2 separate regions of the Homo sapiens genome follow, and region 2 is linked to region 1. Evidence: read pairs that join two places in POLR2A ChIA-PET (ENCODE). Cell type or tissue: OCI-LY7. All regions are shown on one strand.

Region 1 (2,500 bases):
TGCCTGTAATCCCAGCACTTTGGGAGGCCAAGGCGGACAGATCACTTGAGGATGGGAGTTCAAGACCAGGCTAACCAACATGGAGAAACCCCGTCTCTACTAAAAATACAAAATTATCTGGGCGTGCTGGCACTTGCCTGTAATCTCAGCTACTTGGGAGGCTGAGGGAGGAGAATCGCTTGAACCCGGGAGGTGGAGGTTGCAGTGAACCGAGATCGCACCATTGCACTCCAGCCTGGGCAACAAGAGCGAAACTCCATCTCAAAAAAAAAAAAAAAGATACAGCCATCTGTAGAATTGATATATACGGACATAGATTATATAGATAAATACAGTTATTGATGGAGATATACTTAGACAGACATACGGTCACTTTCAGCTATGGGTCACTTTCATTTCTTGGGCAAATGCCTAGGTGGTCTTTTGAAAGGCCCTGGGGGACCAGGCGCAGTGGTTCACGCCTGTAATCCCAGCACTTTGGAGGCCGAGGCGGGCAGATCACCTGAGGTTGGGAGTTCGAGACCAGCCTGGCCAACATGGAGAAACCCCATCTCTACTAAAAATAAAAAATTAGCGGACGCTGGTGGCGCATGCCTGTAATCCCAGCTACACAGGAGGCTGAGGCAGGAGAATTGTTTGAACCCGGGAGGCGGAGGTTGCAGTGAGCCGAGATCACGCCATTGCAATCCAGCCTGGGCAACAAGAGCGAAACTCCAACTCAAAAAAAAAAAAAGGCTCTAGGGAGAGTCGGGAGTGCATTCTGCTGGGCAGGAGAGGTCCCTGTCACTTCTGACCTCTGGCCACGGGCTCGAGCCGCCTGGATGTGGATGTTCTTTGAATGTCCAGCCAGCAGCCTTGGCTGTGTTATTCCAGATACACCCAGTTGTCCCCATCCTGGGGTGATTCTGTCCCCAGGGGACACTGGGTGATTCCTGGGGACACTTGTGGTTGTCAAAACTGGGCAGCAAGAAGCTCCTGGTCTGAAGTGGGTGGAGGCCAGGGACAGTGCTCAGCACCCTGCAGTGCCTAGGACCACCCCAAATGTCAGCAGTTGTGACGCTGCGGAACCCTGGATGTCCTCACTCGACCACCCCAAATGTCAGCAGTTGTGACGCTGCAGAACCCTGGGTGCCCTCACTCAAGACCACCCCAGATGTCAGCAGTTGTGACGCTGCGGAACCCTGGGTGTCCTCACTGTTTCTTGGGAGGATATAGTTAGTTCCCTGTCGGGAGGGGGTAAAATTCAGCTCCAAGACTTATAATTATGCTTAAAAACATTTAAGAGTCAGCCGTACGCGGTGGCTCGCACCTGTAATCCCAGCACTTTGGGAGGCTGAGACAGGAGGATTCCTTGAGCCCAGGAGTTCGAGACCAGCCTGTGCAAACAAGTGAACCCCTGTCTCTTAAAAAAAAAAAAAAAAAAAAAAAAAAAAAAGCTTAAGTGCCTACAATCCACACTGGTAGTATTTGTGTGTTTAAAAAGCCTGAGTATTTGCTATCTTAAATATCTAATGTTGGAGCTAATTTGGTTTAGTGGAAAACCAGGTGAGCCTGCTTCAGACAGCTTAAGTTTACAAACAAGGCTGACCCTTCAAAGGCCAGGGTCTTTGTAACATTTACAGAGGATGCATTAATTTCTCCCCAAATGGTCGTCCTGGGTCCAGAACAGGCAGGAGAGGCTGGGAAAGCCCATGCCTCCAGGGTGGTCCCAAGCGCTGGTGCCTGTCACTTGCTGGACTCCTGACAGTGCAGGGCAGATGATGAGGGCACGTGTGCCTTTGCCTGGGCGCGTGGGGCCGCGTCGTCTGCAGGACGGGAAGGTCTGGGGCTCGGAGGCCTCGGTGACCTTGTCTTTGGGCTTGCCTGACGCCCCCTGAGGTGCTCCCTGTGGCCCCATGGACCTTGCCCCTCCCCACTCACTTGCCCTCTTGACTTTCAGCGCCAAGAAGAGGGAGGGCGAGCTTACGGTGGCCCAGGGCCGTGTGAAGGACCTGGAGTCCCTGTTCCACCGGAGCGAGGTGGAGCTGGCAGCTGCCCTCAGCGACAAGCGCGGCCTGGAGAGTGACGTGGCTGAGCTGCGGGCCCAGCTGGCCAAGGTAGGTGCCAGGAGCCACGGGACGCCCCAGCAGGGTATATGCAACAGACAGATTGTCACACCAGCTCGCTGTCCTGTGTCTCCCAGGCCGAGGACGGTCATGCAGTGGCCAAAAAGCAGCTGGAGAAGGAGACGCTGATGCGTGTGGACCTGGAGAACCGCTGCCAGAGCCTGCAGGAGGAGCTGGACTTCCGGAAGAGTGTGTTCGAGGAGGTGAGTGAGTGGCCTGGCCTCCAGCCTGGCACAGCGGAAACGCAAAGTCCACCCTCATGGCTGTGGAGGGCGGAAGCCTGAGGGCACCGTGTGGCCGGGGTCCCTCCCACGGCTCTAGGGAGGCTCCTTCCTGCCTCTTAGGGTGCCCTTGGCTTCGGCTGCGTCTCCCCAGTGTCTGCCTCTGTCTTCCCG
Region 2 (2,500 bases), 110 kb after region 1:
GCGTCATGTTCCCCATGAAGCCCCAAAGCAGCAGAGTCCAGCACAGCAGCTCCCACTTCGCAGGAGGGAGAAGGAACAGCCAGCCAGGGCTTCAAGTTCCTGCTCTCCAGCCTGCAGCAGCAGCAGCTCAGAGAAGGCCACAGGGAGAAGGCCCGGATCCACGGGCAGGAGCCCCTGACACACAACGGGGACAACAGGCCAAAGCCAGCCAAGAGAAGCAGGGGTGGTGGCCACCGCGCCCAGGACAGAACGGGCTGGGGCCCTTGCCACGCTCTCAAAATGAAGTAGGGGGCAGGACCAGGCCCCAAAGCCCTGGACGCCTCCCAGGAGGGCTGCGGAGTAGACGGGCCTGGACCAGAAGGGACGACCCCCACCTCTTCAATTTAATGCTTAACAGAGCAGGATGGAGCTATGAGGAAAGACGGATTCCACAAGCAGGAAGCTGGCACTGCTCACCACGCCTCCCACCGCAGGGACCACGGCGGACACTGCAGGGCTCTGGCCTAGGCAGAACCACGGTCCTCCCAGCAGAGCCCAGTCCAGCCGCCCGCACCTGCCATCCCCACCTTCCTCCTGCTCCCGCAAAGCCCAGTCCAGCCTCCCGCACCTGCCGTCCCCACCTCCTCCTGCTCCCCTCCCAGCAGAGCCCAGTCCAGCTGCCCGCACCTGCCATCCCCACCCTCCTCCTGCTCCCCTCCCAGCAGAGTCTAGTCCAGCCGCCCGCACCTGCCATCCCCACCCTCCTCCTGCTCCCCCTCCCAGCAGAGCCCAGTCCAGCCGCCTGCACCTGCCATCCCCACCCTCCTCCTGCTCCCCTCCCAGCAGAGTCTAGTCCAGCCGCCCACACCTGCCATCCCCACCCTCCTCCTGCTCCCCCTCCCAGCAGAGCCCAGTCCAGCCGCCCGCACCTGCCATCCCCACCCTCCTCCTGCTCCCCCTCCCAGCAGAGCCCAGTCCAGCCGCCCGCACCTGCCATCCCCACCTTCCTTCTGCTCCCCTGCCCAGGGCCCCCACCCAGCAGCTGACAAAGACATCTCCATCTCGCCAGGATGCCAGTCACCAGAGGGTCTCACAGCGATGGGGCCCAGGTCCCAGCTGCTGTGCCACACTGCAGACCCTCAGTGTGGGCCCCCAGGGGAGCCCGGCCTGCACAGGGAGGAGGGGTCCCAGAAGAAAAACCACGTGCCAGGGACCAAGGAGACCCACCCCATGCCCTAGGCCTGCCCGTTCTCAGGAGCACCCAGCCCTCAGCCTTCTGGGGCTGCAGGGCTCCTGCCAGGCTGTAAACCTCCCAGACAGAGAGACAGCCGCACCCCCTGGTCCCCAGGGGACCTGTCACGGAAACAAACAGGCCACAGCCATTTGCCTCATCAGGAACAGGATGGCAGCCACATGTCTGAACGGATGCTGAGCTGCGCACCAAACGGGCCGACACCACAACGCCACAAGGGAAAACAGTGCAGACGCAGCTCTGCCAAGCTAGGACTGGGGAAGGACAGCTCTGGCTTGGCTAAAGGTCCCAAAGGTCCCTGGTGCCAGACACCAACCCCAGCACACAGGCACAGACGGGCTCTCCAACAGCCGGGCCCTCATCACTGAAATCATGCAAAGTCTCCGGCCTGGTCTGGGAGCATCTGGGTCAAGGCCCTGGTGACCTCGGGGTGGCAGCATGGTGAAAGCCCACGGAGCCCCGGTCCCCACAATCGACTGGGGGTCTCATAGCTCTTGGCTAATGCTGCTTCCTTCCCACAGCTGCCCCAGCCCCACTCCAAGCACCTCCCATGTGACCTCCCCCAGAGCCCAGGCAGAGTCAGGAGCCCTTTCTTTCCAGTTCTGCCCACCAGACTGCCTGCCCGTGAGAGCACCCCTTAGTCTGGCCCCGGTGCCGAGCCCGGAGGGTGCCCCTTCCAACACAGCCCCCCAGAACCCCTCCTCCAGGAGGGATGTTATGGGTCACGGCAGAGGCCAAGAATCCACAGTCCGGCCCACCTTCTGTGTTTGTAAATAAAGTTTTATTGGAACACAGCCAAGCCCATTCCTAAGGAAGGGTCTCCGGCTCTGGAAGAACAACAGGAGAAACCAAGCAACCAAACCAGAGGCCACGTGGGCCACAGAGCCCAGCAAAACTACTGTCTAGCCCTTCCCAGAAAACACTTGCCAAGCTCTGTTCTATGGGATCAGGGACTCTGGTGAAAAGTGTCTTTTGTGTAAAATGGGAACTGATAGAACTGCTTCTCTGCTTCTCTCTAAAAGGGTCATTTAAAAGCACAAAAGCACATTCATGCATTTTCCTCTCCACAATTCGCAAAACTGGTTTTCCATTAAAAAAACAAGCCTGTGCCTCTATCAAAGGCCAGAGAACGCGGCATCTCACCGGGAAGAGTTTCCTCACCTGCTGAGTTAAAGGAACGGGGAACAATTCTTCCAAAGGCCACAGCTCTAAGAGGGCCCTGAGTTCTAGACAGGCCCACCGAAATTTGGAGGAGCAGAAAAAGCTCAG

Evidence for each region. ChIA-PET counts read pairs that join two places held together with the same protein. Peaks named below come from ENCODE experiments on the same cell type or tissue, not always from the same donor. Only the 100,000 strongest peaks of a DNase experiment are listed, where the experiment ranks them.
Region 2: POLR2A ChIA-PET joins it to region 1 with 8 read pairs; 9 of 35 experiments call an interaction of 5 or more read pairs at or near these places.

What each region holds. Positions count from the first base shown.
Region 1 is chr19:2,437,971-2,440,470 of GRCh38, reverse strand. It overlaps LMNB2 (lamin B2), which reads left to right. Exons shown (of 12, transcript NM_032737.4): 3 at 1,940-2,096; 4 at 2,183-2,308. Among named protein-coding and RNA genes, the nearest start is that of MIR7108, 4.2 kb to the right of the region's middle. In OCI-LY7, no CTCF peak of the experiment used is centred here; no DNase peak of the experiment used is centred here.
Region 2 is chr19:2,331,403-2,333,902 of GRCh38, reverse strand. All of the region lies in intron 1 of SPPL2B (signal peptide peptidase like 2B), which reads right to left. Among named protein-coding and RNA genes, the nearest start is that of SPPL2B, 4.0 kb to the right of the region's middle. RefSeq lists an enhancer at 1,332-1,381. In OCI-LY7, a CTCF peak has its summit at 1,648 (motif pointing right); DNase peaks (open chromatin) are centred at 722 and 1,352; H3K4me3 peaks cover 2,050 bases; H3K27ac peaks cover 2,500 bases.